2 separate regions of the Homo sapiens genome follow, and region 2 is linked to region 1. A link is a contact called in ENCODE Hi-C or POLR2A ChIA-PET data. All regions are on one chromosome and are shown on one strand. The core of a region is the stretch at or near the end of the contact, and the rest is flanking DNA. Distances in the headings are between cores, read along the strand shown.

What was found. A loop is a pair of places that touch in the nucleus more often than their neighbours do. ChIA-PET counts read pairs that join two places held with the same protein, here RNA polymerase II (POLR2A). Pooled maps may share reads with other maps.
Region 2: a loop to region 1 is called in a pooled map, with 2.9 times the contacts of the local background. The contact joins two enhancer-like sites. A Hi-C loop is called at or near these places in 1 of 50 pooled maps. POLR2A ChIA-PET finds 5 or more read pairs at or near these places in 3 of 52 experiments (GM12878, HEK293T and activated B cell).

The regions. Positions count from the first base shown.
Region 1 is chr18:44,866,558-44,873,117 of GRCh38, reverse strand. SETBP1 (SET binding protein 1) reads right to left here. Exons shown (of 6, transcript NM_015559.3): 3 at 3,835-3,888. Among named protein-coding and RNA genes, the nearest start is that of MIR4319, 100 kb to the left of the region's middle. Within about 2 kb of position 2,302, at least 2 of the 41 ENCODE cell types and tissues checked have a DNase peak (open chromatin) inside an H3K27ac peak, as active enhancers do.
Region 2 is chr18:44,907,026-44,913,585 of GRCh38, reverse strand. The region is part of intron 3 of SETBP1 (SET binding protein 1); the gene reads right to left. Among named protein-coding and RNA genes, the nearest start is that of MIR4319, 60 kb to the left of the region's middle. Within about 2 kb of position 4,230, at least 2 of the 41 ENCODE cell types and tissues checked have a DNase peak (open chromatin) inside an H3K27ac peak, as active enhancers do.

The DNA.
Region 1 (6,560 bases), core at 1,053-3,552:
CATGTTTTCCTATGTGTTCTTGTTTACTCTCTTCTTATCTTCCACCACAGCATGCCCTTGACCATAGTAGCAATTGACATTTTAGAAACTCATTAAAAACAGCCACCCTTCATAGGTGGCCATTACACTTGCCCCACACTTGAAATAATACTCCATTTTGCCTAAAGGAAGTATCCTATTCTCTGAGACAACAGAGGGTTTATGTAGCAGGTGAGGACCAAATCCTTTAGTCTGTGCTTTCCTCTGTGGTGGACGTTCGTTGTCACATCACTGTTCCACCACTGTGGCTGGGCATGCAGGACCTGAGTCTGAATATGGTGCCCATGCTATGGCTATTTCCTTACCACATTCCCCCACCTCGTAAGCATGTGCACAAGCACGTGGGCATCACCCACAGGCACTTTACTGCAAAGTTTAAGCAGCCTGCACATTCTTGTAGGAACTGAGAAATAAAAGTAAATAAATAAATGCCAAGAAGCCTTGAATGCTCTTTGCATCCTGGATGAAGGCACTGGATGCCAGCGTTTGCCTTGGATTGCTCCTGGAGATCTCAGCCTGCAAAAGGAATGGGTTGTCCAGCAAGAGGGGGTAGTAAATGAATGATGGTACTAACAACTAGTGCAAGCATGGCTAGCTGCTGGATTTTCCAGTGTTGTGGAAAGCATGCAAACCAACAAAAAATAAGGTAACAAAAAAGCATATAAAATATTACCATTAAAAAAAAACAGATGTGTGTGTCTATGTAGAACAAAGATCGGAAGACTATACCCCAAAATGTCATTGTGTATGATTCTGAGGTGAAATGATAGGGTATTTTCTTTCTGATGGTTTTCTGTATATTCCAAATTTCTACAATGGACACTTACAACTTTTATATTAGAGGGAAAAAAGCATAAAAGAAAAATGCAGAGGAAAGCATATGGTTTTTGGGCTTTTACTAAAGAAAATTAGATGTCAGCTCTTATTCCTCTTAGGAATGCAGGGGACCAGACAGACAAAAGAAGTGAGGGTTCTCATTTCCAGTAACCCAAAGACTTAGAAAGGAGGGTACTCAAGTGTGTCTGTTGCTTCAAAAGGCAAGAACAGGATGTTAGAAGGTAAAAGGAGATGTGTTTGGAGGTAGAAGAGTCAGGGTGGGTTAGGTGTGAATTTCAGAAGCTTTTCCATCTGTGCCTTTAAAACTTGCTGAGAATAGTACCGCCTACCAGCACCAGGCCTGACTCTAGAAGAAGCTCTACCCTGTGGCCCGGAGGCCAGGCTCACCAGCCTCTGGGGAGATCACCACCTGCTAAAACACAATACCCTAGAAAACACGGGCTTTCAGGCTCAACCTGAAAAGTCATGTGTTTATTTCCAGGAATGAACATCGCATTTTTAGTAACCAATAACCATGGGGAGAAAGGTAGGTAATCACTTCCTTACCTTCCTCTTCTCTATCTGGAAGCAGAGAGAAGACAGAGACAAATCAACAGAAAAGCCAGCTCAATACAGTCACTACTCTACACACTTTCAAAATCATCAAAGATTTTGTAACTATCTTCCTTAAGAGTCTAAAGCAGGAACAGGCATCAAGAAAAACAAACAGAAAACCTCTACATTCAAGTGGTAAGTGGGCACCATGCAAAAGCTGAGAGGACAGATAGTTATCCCTGGGAGGGGTCCTCAGTGAGTCCCCTCCTGACAGTCAATGATGGGTCTTGGAGGGGAACACACCCATGCATTATTGTGTGGGACTCAGTTTCATCTGAAACCCAAAGAGAGAAGGGGAAAAATAACAACAGAAGCCAGCAGTTTGGTGCAGTGGGGCTGGAGGGGGCAGTGCAATGCCTGTGGACAGCTTTCTATTTCTGTTTTAAAAAGCACCCAAAAGGATGCTGTTGACCCGAGACACATCTGGGCCTTTCACTAGAGAATTAACTTTGATCTGGGCATTACACCCTGGCCACCAGTTTCCCAGGACTTCCTGGCCTCAAGAACAGGCATCCTGAGGAGTGAAAAATAGGCATTTATGTTTCTTGCCTCAGGGTGATGACACGCAAATGGAATAACATGGAAGGGCTGAACAGAACCAGAGGAGCGAGCCATCTGCACTGGAAGCTGTGGGGCTGGTTGTGGGGGAGGCTGGAAGCTGCCTTTCTAGGATAATGCCCTCAAATGTTATGCACGAACCTCAAATATAGCTAACTTCTCCTTCACTGGAAAGTTTGCTCTATTAGTTTAAATCTAATATCTAAAAGTGTAGGTCAACAAACACGGAGAGAACGTGTTCAGCTCCGAAGGAAACCATGCCAAAACCACGCGCACACACACAACTCCAATAAACTCAGTCTCTACCGGGTGTCCTTTTCAAGCAGTAAAACAGCACCACACAATTTCCTTTAATGTTATAAATTTTCAGATTAAAACAAAATATTTACCTGGAATTGCCACCATGTATGAGTGTAGGTGTGGAGGTGGGTGGGGTAGGCGGTAAATGTTGATTTTCTTTTGTTTTTGTTTCACATTCCCTTAGCCCAACTGGAAGTTTGTGTAAATATGTGAAAAAGTAATTAATTAAAGGTTTTCAGTGGTTGACAAAAAAGGCTTACTGGCCATCTCTGTCTAAAAACTCACTACTTTCCAGACAGGAGGATTAACAAGGTGAGATGACAACACCCCACACTGGTGTGCGAATCTATCTTTGATTCTCACCAACAGGGCCCTTGATTCTGTTAATTCTCTTCCTCTAGCCTCCCACTGTCACCTGTTCCTAGCTCTCTGTGTGATCTGGGGCCACTGTGCATCAGGACTGGGTCCTCAGGTTCCTCAGCAGTGAGAGGGTGCGCACAGGATGTGGCTCACATGGGAGAAGGGTAGGGAGGGTGCAGTGGGCTCCTGGATGTGAAACACCTTTAAAGAAGAAAACGTGCCCAAATACATGAAATTCCTGCAATTAGAAACATATTTGCTCGACCCCTGGAAGTTCGCTGCCGTTAGCTATAATTTATTTTCCCACAAAGGTACAGCACTGTGAGACCTTGAGGCAGGCACTGAGTTGAAGGGTGACAGAAAGTTTCATTTTGCAAGGGGGACAGCGGCAGGGGCCAAGTCCCTTAATGATCACCTTTGGATTGATCTTTCTTTATGTACATGTTCTAACTACACCAGGCTCTATGTGAGCACACAAGGGCTTTTGTATAGCTGAGATTTGTGTGTATGTGTCTTTGTGTGGACTCCTTTTCCAGAGACAGGCAGGATGATGTCCATTTTCACCCCTGCAAAAAAGTCTCCAGAAAGCCCTTGCCTACATCCTCACACAGTTTGCCCATAGTAACCTCCAAACACCACTCTGGCCAGAGATAACAGTGGCCCATTTCCTGACCAAGATCAGCAAACCTCAACTGTCTGCCTCTGCAGGAGTCTGAGATTAACTTGGCTATCAGGCCTTGACTAGGAGGCATTTGCCGCAAAGATTACAGACATGCGAGTGTCCTGTCCAAAAAGAGAGAAATGCAGGGGAGAACCCCAAACCCAACCCACCCTCTGCCGCCATTGGTTTAACCCTTTCCTAAGCTGAATCCCCAACACTTAACATTCCGAGCATCTTGATCTCTATATATTTTTCTCCTATAGAATATTAGGAACGAAAGAGCAGAAAGAGGTGGTTTTGTCCATGCTAGAATGAGAGGAGCTGGAGGAGGAGAGCAAGCCACCAGGTCATTGTCAGTTAGCTAGGGAAAGAAGCTAGAAATCCAAGGTTCGGGTTTCTGTCCTGGCCCCAAAGGTGCTTGTTGACAACCAAACTCTGGATCATTTTACTCTTCCAAACTTCTTAAAAGCATCAGTGGAACTTACCTGTGGCTGAAATCCTTTGAGGTCACTGGCTGCAAGGTCACTGGCTGTGAGGAGCTGCAAAAGAATAAAGAAATTTTCTCAGTGACACTTTTCAGTTTGCATACAGTATCCCCACGACAACTGACCAGCAATGGACTTACCATAGCCTGGATGAGAGCTACAGAAGTGGGATCGCAGAAGGCAAATGTGAGATTTCTGGACTGGGAATCTAGGCTCAATGGCCTTCCCACTTTGTGCTCCATCTCTGACTTCATCACTTCTCTCTTGCTGCTCTCTCTAAACTATTTCTATGTGCTATCAGTTCTTCAGAGGGTCTTAAATTAGGAACCATGGGCTATGGATGGCCTTCATCAGGTCCATGGCTCCCTGAAATTGTAAGTATGTGTGAATCTATAGATGTATATATTTCCTTAGAGAGATGGGCCCTGGCTTTCTTCCTGCTATCAAAGTGGTCTGTGATACAAGAATTACTGCTTCAGAGACAAAGGTCCATCTCCTCTAAGAGGGCTTTTCCTTCCTTCCTTCCTTCCTTCCTTCCTTCCTTCCTTCCTTCCTTCCTTCCTTCCTTCCTCCCTTCCTTCCGTCCTCTCTCTCTCTCTCTCTCTCTCTCTCTCTCGCTGGAGTACAGTGGCATGATCTTGGCTAACCACAACCTCCGTCTCCCAGGTTCAAGCAATTCTCCTGCCTCAGCCTCCCAAGTAGCTGGGATTACAGATGCCTGCCACCATGCCCGGCTAATTTTTGTATTTTTAGTAGAGACGAGGTCTCTCCATGTTGGTCAGACTGGTCTCGAACTCCTGACATCAGGTGATACGCCTGCCTTGGCCTCCCAAAGTGCTGGGATTACAGGTGTGAGCCACTGCACCCGACCATTTTTTCTTTCTTTTTTAAACAAACAAAAAAAAAATCAGCTCAGTAAAAATGACCCTCTCCTCTTTACAGCTACATGTGACTCAGTTTCCCTTTTTCATATGTTGCCTATGATTTTATACACTATTTAGGATTTTATACACTATTAGGATTTTATCATTTATACTTCAAACAATCATATACAACATAAAAGAATAAAAGTCAGTTATATGTACTTTCTGCACCTCTGTGTTTAATCAATATTAAAGACTAAAGTTACGGTTTTAAATATTTTTGCATCCTTTCCAGGGTTTTGCACAAGAAAACATTAAATAAAAATGTATGATTAACTAGCAAAATAATCACATTCTTATAATAAATGCTGGGAAAGTGTGAGATAAAGAGGAAAAGGCAGATGCTTATTTTGATTCAAGGAGGGTGACTGCTAGCTTTGTTAGGCCTGGAGAGCATTTGTGAAAAATAGGAAAGACTTCATGTTTGCTGTAACAATGTTTTGTTTGGGTCAAGAAAGAGAAGAAATCATGCTGAGCCCCAGGGCCTCCAGCCTTCAGAAAAGCTCAACTGGAATTTTTAGCTTCCTTAAATGACTGCCAAAAATGGTGCTTAAGTGATGTTGAAGCTAGGATCCAGCAGAAGAGAGGTGGAGAAGGTAAAACCTGCACTGTTCCCCACCCCCCCATTCCCCATCCTGCAGGCTAGATCCCCCCATGTGGAAGGTGTCTTGGGGGCAGGCAGCACCACCCTGGTGGAGAGCTGGTTTGACCCCTCTGATGATAATTAAACAGCCAAGCCACAACACATTAGGCCACTTACTAGGAACTAAGGGTGAAATGTAATGATAGACTTTGTCCCTGCCTTAAAGGAACCTAAAGTTTGGTGAAAGAATCAGACATGCAGACATGTGTACATCAGTGGGAGCAGAGTGCAGTCAAGTGTGAGCATCAAACTGGGGAAATGAAGCAAGAGCAGTCAGGGTGGGCTTGTTGAAATAAGATGGAGCTTGCATTTGGCCTTGATTTCACATGGAAAGGTGGCAGGGCAACGCACTTCAGGTGGGAGCAGGTGCAAGAGCAAAGATGTGAAAAAGGAAATGGCCAATCCTAACACACCTCCATTTGCATCTGTTAAGTGCCAGCCACAGCCGACCTTAAGGAGAAAGGTAGGGAATTAGGATACGGTGAGGATCACCTGGGTGGCTGGCATACTGGGTGCTGCTTTATGTAATTTTTCATTTTTAATATTCACAACTCCTTCATGAGACAGAAAGTATCTCCTCTTTACTGATGGGAAAATTGAGACTTACGAAAGCTAAGTAACATTTTCTAGGTTTCACAGCTAGTACATGTATTTGGGATTTAAATCCCCAACTATATTTTCCCAAAGCTCATGCTTTTTCCTCTATAATAAAATGCGTCTGAATTATAGCACACTGGAGACCATTTGTTGAGGAGATATGGCACGGGAAAAAAGCTGAGTGCCAGAATATTAGTCAAATGAGCCACAGAAAGTAACATAAAGCATGTATCCTGGTGAACAACCCTTAACTAACTCTTCCTTGCAGAAATGCTTGTATTTAATTGATAATGACCATTTATCCATCTGAATTTATCAGTAAACCTTTACCTCTAGCTTGAGCTGGGCATAAGATTCGTATGGAGCTGGAAAGGACGGAAAATAAAAGGCTGGGATGAGGTACGGGCATGAGAGTGACCTGTGCAGGAACACGCCCACCAACATGTGTTAGTATATTGGAACCAGTGCTCAAATTCTCCAGACCCTGGGCGTGCAGAAGGTAGATATCTTCCTAGTTTTGTTTCGTGCTGTTGTGTGTATTTTTACTCGTCTATTTTTCACCT
Region 2 (6,560 bases), core at 2,981-5,480, 39 kb before region 1:
TCTCCTTCTGTTTTCCAGGCCCTTCGTGCCCTACATGTTCAAGTTGTACCCAGCTTTAAGTCCTGACTCACCTCTAGTCTCTGCCTTCTGTGAAGCTGGCCCTGCACCCTCTATGCATGTCTCTGCTTTCTCAGGACCCTCACTGCATGCAGTCTGAACCAGAGAGTTTACACTTGAATCTAACCATAAGAGGTAGCCAGGAGGACGGAAGCATTGATCTAAGGATGGCAGAGCAGAAGGACAGACAGGAGAAGACTCAGTCCCTGGTGATGTAATGAAACTGCCTCACCAGTCCTGACATGCTTGCCCCTGTACTTCCATAATCAAAAGAAAACTCAACTTCTGTCTTGCCCGAGACTTGTTCTGTGGGCGTATGGGAAGCTGAACTTAACCTTCATTGATGTAGAAGCCCATCAATGTACATTTATGAAGGAAAATTCCCCTGGTAATCTGCTGGATCAGGAAAGGCAGATCTTAGGGCTGAGTCAAAATGGGCTTAGAGCAGTGGGTTTCTCAAAGGACATTGTCTCCTCTTTTAAAACACTCAGTTTCCTAGCTCCAGAACTTGTGGTTCCTGGGGGATAAAAGCCAAAGCTGGAGGGAGGGAACTTTTTGGTTTGTGGTTGCTGACACTGAAGAGAGGTGCCAGAGCCAGACCTCAAGAGCACCGGGACGACACAGGCACCACCTGTCCCCACTGCATCCTTGGTTATTTTTGAGAGACAAGGCCAGTAACCATGAGAGAAGAAAGAAGGAAGGGAGAGAGCAGAAAAGGAAGCAGCTAACTGACTGCTTGTGTACACGATGGTGCACAGAGGAGGGGTAAACATTCTCTGCACATAGAAAAGTTACTGTAAAGAAAAGTTTCTGGCCAGGCACGGTGGCTCACGCCTGTAATCCCAGCACTTTAGGAGGCTGAGGTGGGTGGATCACCAGGTCAGGAGATGGAGACCATCCTGGCAAACACGATGAAACCCCTTCTCTACTAAAAATACAAAAAATTAGCCGGGCATGGTGGCAGGTGCCTGTAGTCCCAGCTACTTGGGAGGCTGAGGCAGCCAGACTCTGTCTCAAAAAAAACAAAAACAAACAAACAAAAAAAACAAAAAGTTTCCTTAAAATATGTAGACAGGTGTGCTCAGTGAGCATCAAGAAATAAAGTGGGCTTTGAGAAGGAAGGCAATCAGTAGCATTTATTTCACAACATATATGGTCCTCTACAGACTCAACTTAATTAAATTTCATCATTCCTTGGATGATATTGCTACAAGTTCTAGGAGAATCAAGTAAAATTCAGCACTTCCAAAACAAACATCAATTGAGCTATCATTATATGCCTTGAACATGGTCTTTCTACTTGAAAACTTTCATGTTTAGTCGAGTCAAAACCCAACATTTATCAAATAATAAATGTTTGATCTAGAAAAAGACTAGATCATCTAGAAAAAGACTCTTATAATAAACCTGAGCTACACTTAAAAGGAAAGTTCAATGCCACTTCCCTCAGAAACAGACTCCATCTTCTCACCCCTGCTGGAGGTTCTCACTTCTCCTCCAAAACCACTAGCATTTTCGTTATATCTGTTATATATTAATTGTCACCTACTGCCTTGAAGTTTGTGCCTATGTGTGTGTGTGTGTGTGGGTGTGTGTATGCAGGAGCACACACGTTTGTACCTTCTCTCTTCCACTACTGTTGAAGTTCCTTAATGGTAAATACGAAGGCTTACACATCTGTGCCTCCTCCACAATGTTTGTCCCTGTCCCTGGCATGTAGTCAAGTGCTGGTAAATATGGGTTGAATGTCTATTAGGGAACAGGTATGGGGTGGTGAATAGCATATAGAGCAGGACCTTTCTGATGAACGATTTCATTGGAGAGCTCAGAGGGCTCCCTGGGTGAGGTTTGGCAGGGCTAGACCTGTAGTACAATTTAAGCAGACAAAGCAGAGTGAGGAGAACATTATCACCTAATGGTGAGACACCCAGAGGGTGGCCATCTTTTCTATAACTTGGATAAAATGCTATTCAACTGGAGACAGGTGGCTGGTAGGCAGCAGAATCAGGGCATCAGGATTTTGGCTTTTTGGGTTCTAATGTGAACGCTGTTGAGTGACTTTGGAGGTCATTTCAGTTCCTCTTATTGGAGAATATCATTTGCAGGACGAAGAACCAGAGTAGTGGATTTCTAAGGACCTTTTCAATTATAGGTTGGTGCAAAAGTAATCGCTGTTTTTGCAACGAAAAGTAATGACAAACCCCACAATTACATTTGCACCAACCTAATATAAATTCTCTCTCAGTTATATACTCTAAGACAGGTTCCACTTATGGAGCTAGTAGTATTTCAATAATAGAAGCCTCAAAGAGCTAAAGATACACCATAGAAAATGAGGGTAATCATATTAGACCAAGATGACTCATCACAGATACAACATTTTCAGGTAAGGGATCCTCCCTCCCCCACTCCAAATTTGAGCCAGGTCCAATGGTCTTTTTATTTTATGGAAACTGTTTCTCACTTTTCCTTTCTTTCCCAAAGAAATTACAGCCTGTGTTACACAGCACTAATGCATGTACATACACAAGGGGGTATGAAAATCAAAGTCCTATATTGATACCCACAATTTCCCTGGCCTTCACCTTCCATAACTTCAGAGAGTGGCAAGTTAGAATAATGTAGGGTGGATGAAAAGGGTGTGAGGGGCAGGGGGCAACCAGAGGCCTGTACACTTGAACACATGGAGGGACCAGAGGCTGATTTCCCTGTGGGGAGGCACTAGAGGAGAGCTAAAAGTAGAAACAACCCTACCCACTATTAACAACATAAAATGAAATCAGGAGTTCTTATGTACGCTTACAAAACAAAGTAAAATAGATAAAACCCCCTCTAGGTTTTTAGTATGACAGGGCAAGAAATTTAGTTTCCTCTGGGGGAAGAAAAGGGTTGCTCATGAAGATGTTAAGGCCTTCCAATAATGGAGACCCAGGATGCTGACCATGGGCAGGACACTGGCCCGTATCACTGACATCAGGACATTGCTCATATCTTTGCCTGATCTTTGATAAACATGGAGCAGTTTCAATTCAGTTCAACTCACAGAAGGGGAAATAGGTTGTACAGACAACAGCTTCTTTCATCTTCCTGACTCCATCAAAGACATAAAGGTTTGGAAAATCAGGTCAATCCAGATTTGGTTTCAATGGAGCTCTGAGGTAAGGAAAAATGCTAAAAAACACCTTTCTTTACCTGGTCATCCCTCCGCTCACCCCTTCGCCATCTCTTGAATGAGTCAGTCATTGCTGTTTGTCCCTGAATGGTGACCTATTATTATAGAACAGCAGCAATGTGTATGATGGTTACATCATGAAGGCCATAGGAGGGAGTCGGCATGTTTTTAGTGAGAACCTCCTGCTCCAGTTAACAACAATCTCAGAGAGGAAGAGGCATGTCTCGGCATTGTCAATGATGCCAGTAACCCAGACGGCGGGCAGTTCTCAGCCTTCAGAAACACCCATCCGATAGTTATGGACTCAGGTGCTGACTTCTTGAAAGAATGCAATAGGAATTCATAGACAAGAAACCATAGTGTAATCTACGGAATCTTGGAAGGTGCTTCCTTGAAGAAATGAAATTAGGCCACTGCTCTTAAGAGTCTTAATTCCTGAGGGTTGTAAGCTAATTCTGTGATTCTCCAAGTATAGCCAAATTGAGAAAATGCTATTTGAGCTACAGAGACAAGAAACAGAAGAGGGTTGACATGGTATAGCATGGTACGTCTCGGATCAATCCTGGACATACTCCCCTTTAAATATTTATAATTTTGACAAAATACATAACCTGTCTGTGCCTTGGTTTTGTCATCTGTAGAATCAGGATAATAATAACTGTGCTGACTTCATATGAAGGTAATGCATAGCATAAGGTCTTACTTTCAGTGAACGTGAGCTAAGATAACTGTGACAGTAGCATCGGTTACTATAAATAGTTGGGACAGGAGAAGAGAAAAAGCTGTGGTTTGATTGCTTTCTGCTTTAGACTACTCTGAGCCTAGCAGCAGAATTGGTACGATACTCCCTCCTAAGTTCAGAGGACAGACTGAATGAGAAAACCTCAGAGCCTTGGACCTTGGCCAAGATACTCTTCCTTGTAATCTTCATCACTCTGAGTTATATTTGCAGTCAGCCAGGAGAACAAATGACAGCCGAGCAGACACCTACAAACTGGATTACTGGATTCTGGTCCATTCAAATAATGGGGCTTTCCAGCTAGAGGTGGAGTAGCAAGCAGGAACACATTTTCTCCTCGGCCTTGCCCTCCAGATACCAGCCTCTGAAGACAAGCCACTTTCAGTCTAATTCTCTACACACTGCCAGCAGTTAAAGAAGTTCCCCATTTCTCCTTACTCATCCTTCCTTTCAATTGCTCCTTCCTTCTCACCTTTCTGAGAGTAACCACATCCCACCTTAAGGTAGGTGAGGCCATTTTCCTTTACACATCTAGAATTCTTCAATTCTAACACAGGTACCTGGCAGTAGAACCAATCTGGTCCTTGTGTAAGCTGGGAAAGGTCACAGTTTTCAGTGAGTCCAGAGGTGTGATGATGACAATGCTAGGTTAATAAATATGGCAAAAATATATTTTTCTGAAAATGAGGATTAAAATTGGTTGAATTTTATAAAATGAGATAAACAATATAAAATGTGGATTTGAAATTAGTATTTTAAACATTTAAAGCAGAGTTATATTTTGGGGGGCTTCACAAGTACTCTACAGGACATGAATTACCAATCTTTTTAAATACGTGAGAAAATTGAGGCTTAGCAAATCTAGGAGAGCATTAACAAATCTAGGAGAGCCTTTCTACAGATATTGACAAGTTGACCCTAAAATTCATATTGAAATGCCATGGACCTAGAATAGCCAAAACAATCTTGAAAAAGAACAAGGTTGGAGGACTCACACTTCCCAATTTTAAAATTTCTACAAAGCTATTGCAGTCAAGAGTGTGACACTGGCATAAGAAAAGACATATAAATCAATAGAACAGAACTGATTGTCCAGAAATAAACCCTGATACTTATTGCTCATTGACTTTTGACATGGGTGCTAATATAATATAATGGGGAATAAGTCTTTTCAATAAATAAATAGTGCTGGGAAAAGCTGATATACACATGCAAAAGAAGAAAGTGGAGAAGAAGAAGGAGAAGGAGAAAGAAGAAAAGGAGGAGGGGCCAGGTGTGGTGGCTCACACCTGTAATCCCAGCACTTTGGGAGGCCGAGGTGGCGACGTGAGGAGTTCAAGACCAGCCTGGCCAAGTTGGTGAAACCCTGTCTCCACTAAAAATACAAAAATTAGATGAGCATGGTGGTGGGCGCCTGTAATCCCAGCTACTCAAGAGGCTGAGGCAGGAGAATCACTTGAACCCGGGAGGCGGAGGTTGCAGTAAGCTGAGATCACGCCACTGCACTCCAGCCCAGGTGTCAGAGCAAGACTCTGTCTCAAAAAAAAAATAAAAAATAAAAAAGAAGGAGGAGGAGGAAGAAGAAGAGCTGGAGCCCTGCTTTCTACAATACACCAAATAAATTCAAAGTGGATCATAAACCTAAAGGCAAGAGCTAAAGCTATCAATTTCTTAGAAGAAAACATGAGTATATTTTTTGACCTTTGGTTAGGCAAACCCTCCCCAGATATGACACCAAAGCATGAGGAACAAGAAAAATAATAAATTAAACTTAATAAAAAGTTATGCTTCGAAGGTCACTGGCATGAAAGTGAAAAGACACCTCATACAATAAAAGGAAAATTTTGCAAGTCACATATCTGATAAAGACTTCTATCCAGAACACATAAGGAAGCCCTATACAACAATAAAAAGACAACCCAGTTGAAAAATGGGCAAAGATTTGGATAGATATTTCTTTTCCAAAAAATATACATATGGCCAGAAGCACAGGAAAAGATGATCAACATCATCAGCAATTAGGAAAATGCAAATCAAAATCACAATGCGATGCCACTTCATACCTTCTAGGGTGGCCATAATAAAACAGATGGACGACAGAAAATGTTGGTAGGAACACAGAGAAATTTGAATCCTCATATATTATTACTGAGCATATACAATGGTGCAACTGCTTTGGAAAACAGTTTGGAAATTTTTTCAAAAAGTTAAGTGTAAAATTACCACATATCCCAAAATTCTGCTCCTAAGTATATACCCAAGAGAACTGAAAACATATGTTCATGCAAAAACTTCTACATAAATGTTCATAGCAGCATTAGTTACAATAACCAAAAAGTAGAACCAACCAGAATGTCTATCAGCTATTGAATGGATAAACAAAATAGAATATATCCATATGATGGAATATTATTCAGCCATAAAAAGAACAAAGTATCAATACATCCTACAGCATGGCTAAACCTTAAAAATACTATGCTAAGTGAAAGAAGCCAAATAAAAGAAGCCACCTATTGTTTGATTACATCTAGAAAAGGCAAATGTATGGGAACAGAAAGTAAGTTAGTAGTTGCCAGGAACTATAGAAAGAAA